Linked DNA regions of Homo sapiens: region 1 is linked to region 2. Evidence: read pairs that join two places in POLR2A ChIA-PET (ENCODE). Cell type or tissue: PC-3. All regions are shown on one strand. Region 1 overlaps DNAH7 (dynein axonemal heavy chain 7). Region 2 overlaps DNAH7 (dynein axonemal heavy chain 7).

Region 1 (8,000 bases), 66 kb before region 2:
CCAATAAATTATCCTGACATATGGATTTCTTTAGCATTCATTTACTAAATTGTTCTACAAGAATTTGAGGTATGTGCAGTATGATTATAGTATAAAACAAGATAAAATCTGATGAGACCACCTAGGGTAAGTTAAAGGAGTAGTTACTGTTAGAATTTGAGACAAGCTAATTCCTATAGCTGGGCCCTGAATTAAGTTTGACGCTTTCTGATAACTAAGACAAAAATAAAAAGTTGTATCACATAGTTTTTGTTTTTTAACCAAGTAAACTGTAGTTAAAGAGACCAACTTTTTCAGGAGCTAAAGTTAAATTTAATTATTTTATTTATTTAGAGAAAAAATCACTAAGCTTTACTTTGGGGAACTAAAATACTGGGTACTCTGATCCAATAATCTAAATTAATCCAAGGAGAAAATAGATAATCTAAAATCAATGATAAATATGTGCATTAGCTGGCTGCTAAAATAAAGATTTTAGCAGATTTTTAAGCGCCTTTTACAAAGCACAGAAGGGCAGCTCGTTGTTGAATTACTTAACATGTGGCATGCAGGCAGTGTGTGTTGATGTTTAGTGTTAGAATATACCTTACAGATTGACACAGGTGGGAGATCTCTGAAATTTTGGAAGTCTAACTTTTACTTTCACTTTTGTCTAGCTGGACCAATTAACTACAGCATGAAAATAGTCAAATATTTGCTGCTTTTGTTATTGTTTTTATCTCAGAAAAGAGCTTTGGCTCTTCTCAAGCTCTTGTGAACGTAGCTGGTCATGTCCTACATATTAGTAGTTACTGAAGTGGTAGTCATTGTCTTGATTTGCAATTTATATATCATGGTTCTGCCTAGCAGGACATCTATAACCACTGTATCCACCATCAGAGGCCAAATTGCATCTTGTTTTCTAGCAAATAAACATACCCTTATTTTGGGGTCTAGTCATATTTCAAAAATAATAGAACTGTTGATGGATATATCTGCATATAAGATTCTAAACCATTCAGTGATTATTTTTCAAGACAGCACACTCACATTTTGGGAGGGATGGAGACAGAAAATTATGTTAATGAGTCATAACCCCTACATCTTTACTATTCATTTGTAGAAATGTTGAAATATTAGCAGAAAGTTGTGGTAGCAACTATACTAAGAAGAAAATATTAACAATTTTCATTCTTGGCTTCTTTTCCCAATATATTTTGGTAATCTTATACTGAAAGCTTTCAGTAAATATGTTTAAAGTGATCACTTTGAAGTATCAGCTAAGTATCTTCTTTACCTGTGCAGTGCCCTCTTCCATTCCCCAGAAACTCTTGCTTGACAACGATAGTATCTAATATTGAGCACTCACAGAGGACCTAATCCTGTGCTAAGTGCTTTTCACATATTATCTTAGCTGAGTGAGGAGACGATTATTTAGGAAAACTGGAAGAATCTATAAAATTTGGGCAAGTTAGAATATAATTAACTTTTGGGGCTGTTGACTCCTAAAGGTCCCTGGCTAATTAGAATTTCAAAGATTAGTGATAACATTAAATGTAATTAGATTGTATCTGAACATTTCACGGGTAAAGGATTAGGATTATTTAACAGCTTGGTAAGTAGATCAGACCTGTATCTGATATAACTCTGCTTTTTAAAAAAGTAAATTTTCATTTCCATAGAAGAGAGATATATTAGGTTTAATTCAGTAGCAATAATAACTGAGAAGAATAACACCTTTCCTTGTCTGTTTTTATGAATTTATGTGTGTGTAAAAACGAAAATATCAAAACTCTGAAATGTATTGCTGCTTCATATTCAAAATCTGTGGTCTGTGCAACTGCTGTGAACATGTATTTTCACTGTTAGAAGTCCATGTTTTCAAAAAGCCCACAAAAGCACCAAATAACAATCCTCTCTAGACAGTAACAAAAGAATACACACTGTCAAAACTTGGAACATTGAGTGCTATAAAAATTCAATTTCCATTTGGGAACCACTGATTTTAAAGCCTTTGTAGATTCAAGAATGTTTGATGGAGGAAGTAAAAGAGAGAAAGATTATGTGGAGAAAAACATTTTCTTGTTAAAAAAAAAATACAAAATAATAATGGAGAAGAAGTAAGCAAGTAAATGTAGTGCTTGTTCGTTTTGAATTCAGAATTTGTATTCATCCAAAGACTGAAGTTATTTAAATCAGTTTGTTGCATACAGCTTTCCACAATTGTTGGTATATTTGTTAAACTAGTATTTTCTTTTTTATCTACATTGAAGATTATCTCCTTTAAAATTTTATTCATCTAATATGTTATTCTATGGAAGCCCAAATCTTTAAAATTGAATATAAGCTGAAGTCACAAACATCCTGTCTTTGGATAAAAAAGATGTTACATTAAGACTGTTGTCTGGGAAAAATAAGTTTGATATAGTTATTAACTGGATATGGAACAACAAAAGATTTGTTTGTGTATAATTGCACACATCCATATATGGGGAAAGAGGGTTGGGGGTGAGGGGAGAGAGGAGAGAGAGAGACAGAGAGAGAGAAAGAGAAAGAGAGAGAAAATATACAATTGTTCCAGCATAATTTGTTGAAAATATTATCCTTTTTAAAATCGGATTGCCTTTACGTCTTTGTTGAAAATCATTGGTTCACATGCATGTGGGTTTGTTGCTGAGTTCTCTGTTCCATTTACCTATTTGTCTTGATGTAAATACCATATTTCTTTGATTATTGAAGCATATTAAGTCTCAAAGTCAGGTATTATATCTTTCACATTTGTTCTTCTTTTTCAAAATTGTTTTGTCTACTTGTAACTCTACATATAAATTTTAGAATCAATTTTTAAATGACTACACAAAATCTTCCTGGGATTTGTATTGGTACTAATTGAATCTAAGATCAATTTGAGAAGAATTGACAACTTAGTATATATTTCTACTATATGAACACAGTGTATTTCTTTGTGTACTTAGGCCTCCTTTGATTTCTTTCATCAGTGTTTTGTGGTTAGATTTATACCCAGTATTTCTTTTATTTCTGTGTGGTACTTAAAAGATTGTGTTCAACTATTCATTAGGAAAGCAGTTTATTTTTGAATATTGACTTTTTACCCTGTAGCTTTAATAAACTCATTTATTAGTTCTGGGATCTTTTATGTAGATATATTGGAATATTTTATATGTAGACAATCATGCTGTTTGCAATTAGTGACAGTTTAACTTACTACTTTCTAATCTGTATGCCTTTTATTTCTTTTTCTTAGCTTATTGCACTGACAAGGGCTTCTAGTATAATGATGAACAGGGTTGATGAAATCAGACACTGTTGCCTTTTACCTGATCTTAGAGAGAATCAGTTTTTTACTATCACATGTGGTATTAGCTGTAGGTTTTTTTACCTCCTTTGTATCATGTGAAAGAGACTCCCTTCTATTCCTAGTTTGCTGATGGTTTTTAACATTAATGGATGTTAAATTTTGTGAAATGTTTTTTCTGCGTCTATTGAGTTGATCCTACAGTTTTTTTATGTTTAGTCTGTTAAAATGGTAATTGTACCGATTGATTTTTGAATGTTGAACTAGCCTTGCATTTCCAGATTAAACTCTACTTGGTCATAATGTATTCTCTTATTTATATATTTTTGGATTCGATTTGCTAATGTGCTTTGAAGAGTTTTGCATTTATGTTCATGAGGAATATTGATCTGTGTTTTATTTTGTTGTAATGTCTGTATGGTTTTGCTTTCAGAGTAATGCTGGCCTCCTAAAAGGAATTGGGAAGTCTTCTCTCCTATTTTGTGGAAGAGATCATGTAGAATTAGAATTATTTCTTTCTTAAATGTTTCATAGAAATGACCAAAGAAATTATCTGTGCCTGGAATTTTTTTGTCATTGAAAGATTTTATCCATGAATTCAATTTTTGAAATAGTAACAGGTCTATCCAGGTGATCTATTTCTTCCTAAGTGAGTTTTGGCAGTTTCTGTCTTTTCAGAAATTGCTCAGTTTCATCTAAGCTGTTAAATGTATGACCAGAGAGTTGTTTATAGTATTTCCTTAATATTTATTTAATGTCTGTAGGGTCTGTAATGATAATCTCACCTATCACTTCTGATTTGATAATTTGTGTATTCTTTCTATTTTCTTGGTCAATCTGGCTAGAGTTTGATAAATTTTGTTGATCCTATATAGGAACAAGCCTTTGGTTGCATTGTTTTTCTCCATTCTTTTTTTGTTTTCAATAATACTGATTTCTTCCCTAATATTTATTATTTCTTTGCTTCTGTTTGCTTTAGGCATAAATTACTTTTATGTCTCTGGTTTCCTAAGGTGGAAGGTTATTGATTCTAGATTTCTCCTTTCTAATCCATGGACTTAATGCTATATGTTTCACATTAAGTATTGCTTTAGCTACATAGCACAAATTTTGATGTTTTATTTTAATTTTAATTTCCTTTAAAGAATTTTCTAATTTTTTTTGAAATTTCCTCTTTGATTCATGGATTTTTCAGAAATATATTTTTTTAATTTCCAAATACTTGGAGACTTTTAGGGTATTTTTTTGTTACTGTTTTTAATTTCAAATTTATTTGTTATTTTCAGACTATCATTGTATGATTCCAGTTGTTTAAAATTTTTTAAGGTTTGTTTTATAGCATAAAACTTGTCTATATTTTTAATGTTCCATGTGCACTTGGAAAAAATATCCTGCTATTATTGAGTGAATGGCATTTTGAAAGTTGGTTAGGTTGAATTGCTTGATACTGTTGTTCATGGCTTCAATATCCTTGCTAGTTTTCTGTCTACTTGTTCTCTCTTCAGTCTTATCAGTTTTAGCTTTATTTATTTTGGAGCTCTGTTGTTAGAGGCATACACATTAAAGACTATTATGTCTTCTTGATGAATTGACCCTTTTGTTGTTGCATATGTCCCCCTTTATCCTTGATGGTTTTCTTGTTCTGAAGTCTATTTTTTCTAATATACTATCGCCAGTACAGCTTTATTTTGTTTAGTGTTTTCATGGTATATCTTTTACCATCATTTTACTTTTAATATAACTATATTATTATATTTAAAGTGGGTATCTTGTAGACAGCTGACAGTTGGATCGTATAGTTTTATCCAATCTGATAGTGTCTCTCCTTGTTGATCAAATTGGACTATATATATTCATCTATCTTCAGCTTCACTGACTCTTCTGTTATCTCTGTTCTGCTACTGAGTCCATACTATGGGACTTTTAATTTCAGATATTATGTTTTTCAGTTCTAAAATTTCCATTTGGTGCTCATTATCCTTTCTGTTTTTTTTTCTCCTGAGAATGTCTCTATTTATTTCAAAAATGTTCACCTTTGTCTCATGGAGGATGGTTATAATATCTGCTTTAAAGTTTTTTCTGGTAATTTCAAATCTGTCTATTTCTTTGAGAATTAATCACATCCTTATTCTTTGTGTGTTGAGTAATTTTGGATTGCATCCTGGAAATTTTGAATATGAGACTCTAGGTCCTGTCAAAATCCTCTGGATAAGATTGATTTTTTGGTTTAGCAGTCAAATAACTCAGTTAAGTTTAGATCACAATTCTTAGTTCTCCTTCTGTGGGTGATGTTGCAATGTCAGTTCAGATTTGTAAGCCTTCACTATACTGTTTGAATCTACTCCTCGGCATTCATTACTCAGGAGTTAAATGGACTAGGATTTATGATATTGTTTAAAGCCTCTGATATGCTTCTTTAGAAGTGTTCCATGCATGCACAGCTTCAGGTCTTTTCAGAATTTATCCTACCCCTGCCCCACTTTCCATATCCCAGGGGCACCTTTTTTATACTTTTTTAATGGCCAAAATGATGAAGTTCTTTCAGAGTTTTCTCTTCCCTTGCTATTGCACAATTTCATGCCAACACTGGGGGCAAAGTGGTAAGAAAAAAGAAAAATACTTGGATTTCCCTTACATTCTGTGTACAACAGGGGCCTCTTTTTTTACTTCTGTCCAGAGAGACAGGTTTTTGCTCAGTGTTTTGGGTAACTGCACCACTGCTTTTTCTGTCATGATAATACAGTTCTGTGAGTGGGGTTAACCTTGGGGTAGAGATAAAGGAGAATAAAGTAAAAAAAAAGCAAAACATGAAATAAAACATGGATTTATGCCCATGCTCTCTGGCTCACATATGGTCATTTTTTCAGTTACTTATTTTGAGTTATTGCTACCTGTGCCTGCTGCATGGTTCCCCCACTAAGCCAGAAAATAGAAAGAAAGAAGAAACTTAGAAAACTCACTACCCCATTACTGATAATTCCTCAAGTTAGGATTTTTCTCCCATTCACTTGTTATTATTTACTTTTTAGAATCTGTAAGTAGTTGTTTTTTGTATTTTGTTCAACATTTTTAGATGTAATCAGTGAAAGAGATAGGCTGTAAAAAGCCCAGCCCATCTTGGTTAGAATCAGAAGTCCTTTCCTCTGGTTTTGAAATGCTGCTTATTGGACAAGTATTTTCTGTGCAGGGATAATCTCTTAGAGAATTTCAAGCTTTAGAATTATTTAATTTGTATGGTGTTTGCCCCATGACTTTACTGTTTCAATATCAGTAGATTGTCACATGCAACCTTTATTTGATCTAGGAAAAAAAGAATAAAGAATGAGCATGGACCCTTCCTTTAAAGGAATAAACAATTTAGTTGGATGATGCGGCTAAGGAATTATAGAATTACCATAATAGAATATTACCATTACATGCAAATACCATAAATATAACATGGATGAATTGCTAAAGAAGTTCAGAGAGAAAAGAGATGGAGAGAGGCTTTGTGGACTATATAGCTTTTGAGCTGATGTTCAAACATGAGTAGGACTTAAATGGGAAAAGATGGGAGAGAAGTGCATTTTGGACAAATAAACAGGATGAACATAGGTATTGTGGCTAAAAAATGTGGAAGTGATACAAGAGTGAGTAATTCAATTTATTTAGGAAAGCATAAATGCTGTTTAACATTCACACATAATCCTCCAAACTTAAAAATATATTTCTAAAATGTGACATAATGAAAACTTTTTATATATTTATATTTTTATTTCTTTCTAATTTCCCTTCTCTCACTCTCTTTAGAGTGATTTTTCATTAGTTAATTGCATCTAAGATGTTACATTACTCTTTTGATGTCTTTTCTTACATAATTAATGTCATAGACTGAATTATGCTGCCCCACCAAATTTTTATGTTGAAGCCATGACTCCCATGTGACCGTATTTGGAGATAGAGCCTTTCTTTTTTTTTTTTTTAAGACAGGGTCTCACTCTGTCACCCAGGCTGGAGTACAGTGACACAATCCCAGCTCACTGCAAACTCAAGTGATCCTCGCACCTCAGTCTCCCAAGTAGCTGGGACTACAAGTGCCTGCCACCATGCCTGCTAATTGTTTTTTGTAGAGATGGGGTTTTGCTATGCTATCCATGCTGGTCTCGAACTCCTGGGCTTAAGTGATCTGTCCACCTCAGCCTCCCAAAGCACTGGGATTAGAAGCGTAAGCCACCATGCTGGCCCTGAACATAGGTCCTTTAAAGAGGTAACTAAGGTTAAATGAGGTCTTAAGGGGGAGCCCTAATCAAATAGTAATGGTGTCCTTGTAAGAAGAGGGAGCAGCACCAGGAACATCTTGCATGGAGCAGAGGCCATATAGGACACAGCAAGAAGGTACTATCTGCAAGTCAAGGAGAGAGGCTCTGCAAAAACCAAACCTGCTGAAACCTTAGTCTTGGACTTTCAGGGTCCAGAACTGTGAGAAAATAAATTCTGTTGTTTAAGCCACTCAGTCAGTGGTATACTGTTATGGCAGCCAGAGTGACACAAGGATAATGCTCACATTGGAGGATAAGAAAACTATTTTCTTTTTTATCTAAGCTACATTTTTGTTTGTTTTTTTGTTTGTTTTGTTTGAGACAGAGTCTTGCTCTGCCGCCAGGCTGGAGTGCTGTGGTGCAATCTCGGCTCACTGCAACCTCTGGCTCCCTGGTTCAAACAATTC
Region 2 (8,000 bases):
ATTTTGTTCCTCCTTCTGGTGATGTAAGTATGCCCTTCAAAAAAACTAAAAGCAGTAAGACATGAAATTATTTTGGTAGTGATGATATTTTTTAAATGGTGATTTTGCTGCAGGCCTTGTTTTTTTGTTACCCTTGTCTGTGCTTTCTTCAGTCATATAGGGATAAAACAAAGCTCACGCTATAGGTGGAGTTAGGGGTTTCCTGTTCACTGTAATGTAAGAAGTATCAGAAACGTGTCTCACGCTTTTTCAGTGACCTGAAGTTCTGTCATCATAAACTCAGTCCTTTGGCTAAAAAGACATTGTCCCCAATTAAAATGAAAATACATAAGAGATGGTATTAGCAAAATATTATTAGCAGTAGTAGTTAATATTTATAATTATTTGGAAGTCAGTTGCAAGTAATTATCTCACTAGAGCATCAAATTAACATTGGTATTATTATTTTATCCCTTTTACAAATGAGAAAGCAGGTTCATTACAGTAGAATAATTTGCCCAAGGCCACACAGGTAAGAAGGTGGCAGCGAGTCACAGACCCACCTGCAGCACAAGACCAAGATTCCCTTCTGCTCTTCTCCAGTCCTGTCCACTGCCTTCTGATGATCACAGTGGATTTCTAGAGATTGCTAAGACAATCAAGTTGGTTCTCATGTTATTCCCAGAAGTCAAAGGGCATATATTGAAAGTTAAACACAAGCAACAGAAACACATACTGTAACCCCCCAACCCTAACCTCATCTTCCACTAGGATTAATGCTAGCCAAGGGCAGATGTTGGTATAGATAAAGGGAAAAATCACTCCCAAAGCCTAGGTCACTGTTGGGTACAGCAAGTCAACATGGGAGCTGGGGTAACAAGATCTCCAATGATGAATTGCCAAGTGAGAAAAAAGCAAGATGAAGTAAGGTGTTTGCAAAGTGACCCAAATCATAAAGCCATCCATGACCAAACCCCCTTTGCCATGTGTGTGTGTGGATGTTTGTATATGATTCTATGAGCATCAAGGAAGGTATGAAATTTTAATAGACGTCCATTTAAATAAAATATAAAATATGTGTGTATGCATAAAAAGAAGTATAATGTTAATGGTGATTATCAGAATAATAGAATTTTAAATAATTTTTACTTTTTTGAATTGGGTGAATTTTTTACAGTAAGAGTAAACAGAATAATCAGAGTAAATCAGAAAAAAAATATTTTTATTGTGATAAGAATAATCATCAGCAAAATATGACACAAAGATTTCTCTGTAGGTAATTTCTAAATGAAGTTACCAGGATTCCCCTCCCCCCCATTAAAAAACCCATTCCAATTGAAAGGTACATTTTCTTTTTCTCTGTAAATACATTCTTTTTTTTTCCTCTTTTCTTTTTTTTTGAGATGGAGTTTCACTCTTCTCGCCCAGGCTGGAGTGTAATGGTGCAATCTCAGCTCACCGCAACTTCTGTCTCCTGGGTTCAAGTGATTCTCCTGTCTCAGCCTCCTGAGTAGCTGGGATCACAGGTGTGTGCCACCACACCCGACTAATTTTGTATTTTTAGGAGAGACGGGGTTTCTCCATGTTGGTCAGGCTGGTCTCAAACTCCCGACCTCAGGTAATCCACCCGCCTCGGCCTCCCAAAGTGCTGGGATTACAGGCGTGAGCCACCGCGCCTAGCTGTTCATATTTTTTTTTAAACTTTGGCCCAGGCTGAAAGAAAGTGAAAGCACTCAATGTCCAGTGTCACAGGCCTATCCAGTCAATAACTTGAGTATTGAAAACTGCCTCTTTTCTGTGAAAAGTTCTAGAAAGTAATTGATTTCTAACCTCCTGACTTCTTGTTATTCATCTCTGCAGCACAAAAGCTACATCGAATACACAAAGACTCTGCCACTGACCCCAGCACCAGAAATCTTTGGGATGAATGCCAATGCAGATATCACTAAGGATCAGTCAGAAACTCAGCTGCTATTTGATAACATTCTTCTTACACAGGTGTGTGATCTGTATAGGACCTGGATTCTGAGGCCTGGGAAGGATGCTCCCCAGGCACGTGTGCCAGCACTGAACAGGCTTCCTTACACAATTCTGTTCAAGTGGAGAAACATTTAAAGGAAAAGACAAAAATACATACATAACTTAAATAAGGATTTGAACACTAAGTACCTGAACGTGTGTTTTTTTTTTTTTTTCATCTATCTTTTTTTGGGAACCCAGATATATTCTTTAAGTATCATTCTGCTTCTAGGAGTTTCATTTTGCCTTTCTTGCCCTACCTAAATACATCATACATTGTGTCCCTTTTAAATTTCTTTAAAGAGGAAGAAGAATTGCAAAGATACTTGGGAAGCAGTTTGATGAGAGAATTCATCTAAAATTTTACCTATTTTATTTTCCAGTCCCCTAGTATTTCAACAGCTGTTCCAGAACATTTAAACTGATTTACATGGACACAGTTTCATTCACACTCATATTTTTTCAGATTTATATTAGTATAACATTTAAAATATAATTGCAATAGTAAGTACAAAATGAATTTAAAAGTATAGGAGAAGAATTTGTAGATGCAGCTCTCCTGGAGAGTGCATAAGCGCACTGGGGTGTGGGAAAGCAATCTGCAAAGACACCAGAATTTAGCTGCCGTGAGCACAGGTCAGTACATTTTAATGAAGAACATCTGCTAATCTTGCTTGTCTATTAAGAGATAGATTGGGTTTATCACAATTCAGAGGTAAAGAGACCAGAACTACAGAGCTTGGAGAGCAAGTTAATGATGACAAGACTTTGTATTTAACTAATTTATCTTGGAAAAAATAAAAGAGGAAGCTATCTTGTATTGTTATTCCTTTAGAAGATATGCTCAGTTGTTAATTTGATTTGTTTTTGAAAGGAAATTAGTCCAAATGGCAAGAGTTCCCATAATGATTCAATAAAATTTTGATGAATTAAGGAAGAATAATCAGTCAAGCAAATTATCCTATTAACTGAATTGTAACTGATCTTTTTGTGGCATCTCAGAGTAAAAATGGCAACAGTTAATACTTTTGTATAGTGCTTACTCTGTACTAGTGCTGTTCCAAGTGCTATTATGTATAACAATGCAATGCTAATGACAGTCCCTCGAAGTAGAGTCTAACTATTACTATTCCCATTTTACAGTGAGAAAAGTGAGGCACAGAAAGATTAAGCAGTTTGCCCAAAGTCAGCTAGTACGATTTCAAATCAGGACTCAAAACCAAGCGGTCTGGCTCCTACCAGTTTGGCTCCAGAATCTTGTGTTCTAAACCACTGTGCTATATTCTCTTTCCAGATTCTGAAAGGCAGATAGCCAGAGATTCTTAAAAAGCTAAAAATTAGAAGGATAATGTGGACTATTCATTAGTAATAGCATAATGGAATAATGGAAGAGTCCATGGAACTCCTATCTCTGGTCTACTCTACTATGACATTTTCTAATAAGGGAAAAGGAACAAAGACTATTTTTACATCCATTTTAGATATTGATAGCACTAAAATCAGTTATTGCCTGGGCATAAAAGTATATGTGCAAACATGAATGAGTAGCTCTTTAGGAGCATTAGATTGCATGTAATACACAACAGTCTGACAACAGGACATTAACAGTGTCTTTTGGCTTTACTTAAACTTGACGGGGTGTGCCACATTACAGAATACGTAAAACAGTGGGGTCATTCCAACAGAAAATGACTCTGAACCAGACAAATAAGTTTAAATACACAAGGGGTATCTTTTCAGTAAATAATTAAACAGCCTCTTTCAATCCTCAAACTCAGGTTGGCGAATACAATTATAGTTATGGGTGAGCAGTAGTTCAGTGATTCTAGATTGGGTTTATCACAATTCAGAGGTAAAGAGACCAGAACTGCAGAGCTTGGAGAGCAAGTTAATGATGACAAGACTTTTTGTATTTAACTAATTTATCTTGGAAAAAATAAAAGAGGAAGCTATCAGAGCTAAGAAGTTTGCTTGTGCAGAGCTCCTTTGCTTGTGGTTAACTGCCACACACTATTTAGAATAGAAAAATTGTTTCAACTTAGAATATTATAAAACTAGATAATAGTCTAGGATCTCTGAAAAGGTTAAACTTTCTGATGTCTCTGAAAATGAATTCCACTTATCTTTAAGAGGAAAATAACCCTTAGAAGATTCCAGATGCTATTTGTGATAACTCTAAAGAAAGATAGTAAAGAAGAAAAAGCTAAGATAAATAATTATAAATAAATAGGACCCAATTGCTCTTAATTATCAGTATCAGTTGGATATTACTTTCAAAAACCTATCACCGTAATCATGTGATCTTTGTGTGTGAGAAATAGGTAAGGGGAATGTTTGCGTTATTAAATTTTTTTTTTTTTACGTTTTTTGAAGAACCATAGACCTGGATTTGTTTTTTTTTTTTGCAGAGGCACAGCTCTTGTTAGAATATGGGAATATTTTAATGAGTTTTTGCTGCCTTTTATGCACACCAAAATACTACTGGAAATCAGCATAGATTCTTTAAATATAATGGAATTAGATATTTCATTAGTTTTAGCCAAATACTTTTCGTTCTCTATGATTTGTTTTTTATATTTTGTTGTAAACCCGGTACTATGGAATCATAATAAAGGATTATTATACGAGCATATCTCTTTTTTAATAGCCCATAATTAAAATGTACCAACATTTAATTATTTTATTGTGTAACTGTATAGGATATTATGGTGGTATGTGGTAAGTAGTGTTAAAATCACAGTAGAGGCCGGGCACGGTGGCTCATGCCTATAATCCCAGCACTTTGGGAGGCCGAGGCAGGCGGATCACCTGAGGCCAGGAGTTTGAGACCAGCCTGGCCAACATGGTGAAACACTGTCTCTACTAAAAATACAAAAATTAGCCAGGCGTGGTAGCAGTCCCCTATAATCCCAGCTATTTGGGAGACCGAGGCAGGAGAAGTGCTTGAACCCGGGAGGCAGAGGTTGCAGCGAACGGAAATCGTGCCACGGCACTCCAGCCTGGGCAACAGAGTGAGACTACATCTCAAAAAAAAAAAAAAAAAGTCACAGTAGAAACTTAGGTAAAAATAATTAATATTAAAAAACAATAAAAAAGTTAATATTTTCAGAATCAATTTTGAGCATGTTAATATTTATAGTACAGAAACCAGGAAACAAAATCTAAAAGAAGACTAAACACAGTTTCCTTTGACTGGTAAAACATGAGATGTATTTATTTATGTTCTAATAGTACTTGTTTTCTTTCAACACATACCCCATATTCATTTGTTCTGAGGATTTAATTTTTTTTTCAGAAAATATAGATTCATTTACACAATGCCACCATAAATATAAAAAACAAAAATGGAATTGAAATTCTCCTTCCTTGCTTCCAACGTGAATCACTAAAGTCTGTCTTTCGTCCATAACTCTTCCAGCTGCTTAGAGGAGATGAGCTTATTTTCTTTCTCTCCTGGTTCAAGGAGAAAACTATATCTCTGCTTTTGGCAACCAGTAGACACCAGAGTTATTGGCAAATATATTTTGTGGCATGCTTTCTCAAAGCAAGATGAGATTTCCCCCATCTGGGTTTTAATGCCCGCCATCGCTTGGCCACTCCACCAGTGCAATGCTTTTTCTTCCACTATCTGCAGCATCTGCAACTCCCCCTGTACCCTGGCAGCCAAGCATACAGCTTATTTGCTTTCTCCAGATCCTCTTTTGCCTCTGAACACATTACATGCCCTTATTCCTCCTCTCTAACAATAGTTTTCCCTTGAAAATCCATCCTCCTGCCTGTTACCATCACTTTAATAAATCTTGTGTGGAGATGGATCATGGATAAAATAGAGAGCAATGTTCTTTCTTATAAAGATTTACCTTAGGATTTTTCCTATTCAGCTATTGTTAGACCTTTATGAGGATTTTTGAGTTATAGTTTGGATTCTTCATAGTCTCGTTCAGCAGGTGCTGGTGCAAAATCATCAGATGAAGTAGTGAATGAGGTCGCTAGTGACATCTTGGGCAAACTTCCAAACAACTTCGACATCGAGGCTGCCATGAGGAGGTACCCAACAACTTATACTCAGAGCATGAACACTGTACTTGTCCAAGAGATGGGACGGTTCAATAAGTTACTGAAGACCATAAGAGATTCGTGCGTAAATATTCAAAAAGCAATCAAGGTAAGGTGAAAAACACCAAAAAAAACCCCCATTAAATTATATATAGCATTCATTTATTTAGCAAATACTTGTTTAGCACAAATACTGTATAAGCACTGTTTTGGGTTCTGGGGATAAATAAGATTAGAAAATAATTCTTGCCCTTGAGGAGCTTATAGAATTCTGGGAGTGAGAGTTAATAAACAGGGAAATAAGTATAGAGGATGTTAGATAGGGATAGGACCCTGGATTGGATATATGCTAAGGAGACACAGTGTGGTAAGGAATGAGCCCTTGCCTTCATAAAGCACATTTTTTCATTTATTATTATTATTTTTTTAGAGATGGGGTCTCACTCTGTCACCCAGACTGGAGTATAGTCATGTGATTACCGCTCACTGCTGCCATGAACCCCTGGGCTCAAGGGATTCCTTTGCCTAACCTTCCTGAGTAGCTTAGATTAGAGGTGTGAGCCACCAAGCCTGGCTATTTTATTCTATTTTATTTTATTTTATTTTTATTTTTTTAGAGATGGGGTCTCGCCATCCTGCTCAGGCTGGTTTTGAACTGGGCTCAAGTGATACTCCCGCCTTGGCCTCCCAAAGTGCAGGGACTATAGGTGTGAGCCACCAACTCCTGGCCCAGGCTCACATTTTAGTGAGGGAGGCAAACTGAGAAATAAACTGGCCAAGTGTGGTGGCTCATGCCTGTAATCCTAGCACTTTGGGAGGCCAAGGTGGGAGGACTGCTTGAGTTTGAGAACTTCCTTGGCAACACAGCAAGACCTTGTCTCTTCTGAAAAAAAAAAAAAAAATGCTGGGCATTGTGGTGTATGCTACTCAGGAGGCTGAGACAGGAGGATCACTGGAGACTGGGAGGTTAAGGCTGCAGTAAGCTACGATCCTACCCAGCCCAGGCAACAGAGTGAGACCCTGTGTCAAACTAAAAATAAACAAATACATACAAATTTTGGTAAGTGATAAGTTTTATGGAGAAAAATTAAACAAGATTAGGGAGTAGAGAATTATGGGTGAGAAGCTCTCTTAGGTTGGGTCAGGTCCCTCTGAGGAATGACTCTTGGAGAGAGACCTAAATTACGTTGAGGGGCAATCCATGGAACGTTTCAGGGAAGAGTATTTCAGGCAGAGGGTATAACACAAGTGTAAAGCCAAGAGAAAACAAGCTGGGCCTGGTCCAGGAACACAAGTAGAAAGGCTGATTGGCTAGAGTGGAGTGAGCATGAGACAGACCCTAATACTAGAGAGAAGACGCCAGAGGCTGGATCGTGATGGTGTTAGCCATAGTTAGGGTCTTAAATTTTGTTTTATTTGATTTTAAAGTATAAATATAAAGAGAAGGCTTCAGAGGGTTTTAAGCACTGAAGTGAAATGACCCATTCTACATTTTTAAAAGTTTACTCTAACCACTGCTGAAAGGATTATGGGGAAACAGCAGTACAGACAGAGACCAATGATATGATTGAGAAATCCAGCTGAACTGGTCTCTTGTTCAGCAACTCCCTCTGCATTGGAGGCAGAGGGAGGTGGCTGCTTATGAGTTATTACTGAAAGAGGAGTCTACTATGCTGGCTGAAGATTGATGTGTGTGTGAGCAAGAGAGTAGTTAATGATAACTCCTAAATGTTTGGCCTAAGCAAGTGGAAAGTCTGGGCAAGGAACAGATTTGATGTAGAAAATCAAGAATTATATTTTGGTCATATTAATTTTGAAATGCCTGGTAGACTCAATGGGGAGGTCGAGTTGTTAGATACCTCCTTTAGAGTTCAAGAGGGAAGTCAAGGCTGGTGATAAATTTCAGAGTCTGTATCACGTTGATTATATTTGAAAATAAAATGTAT

What was found. ChIA-PET counts read pairs that join two places held together with the same protein. Peaks named below come from ENCODE experiments on the same cell type or tissue, not always from the same donor. Only the 100,000 strongest peaks of a DNase experiment are listed, where the experiment ranks them.
Region 1: POLR2A ChIA-PET joins it to region 2 with 12 read pairs; 2 of 35 experiments call an interaction of 5 or more read pairs at or near these places.

The regions. Positions count from the first base shown.
Region 1 is chr2:195,835,754-195,843,753 of GRCh38, reverse strand. The region is part of intron 47 of DNAH7 (dynein axonemal heavy chain 7); the gene reads left to right. Among named protein-coding and RNA genes, the nearest start is that of SLC39A10, 180 kb to the right of the region's middle. In PC-3, no CTCF peak of the experiment used is centred here; no DNase peak of the experiment used is centred here; H3K4me3 peaks cover 561 bases; H3K27ac peaks cover 900 bases.
Region 2 is chr2:195,769,823-195,777,822 of GRCh38, reverse strand. DNAH7 (dynein axonemal heavy chain 7) reads left to right here. Exons shown (of 65, transcript NM_018897.3): 59 at 1-23; 60 at 1,840-1,977; 61 at 5,933-6,163. Among named protein-coding and RNA genes, the nearest start is that of SLC39A10, 120 kb to the right of the region's middle. In PC-3, no CTCF peak of the experiment used is centred here; no DNase peak of the experiment used is centred here.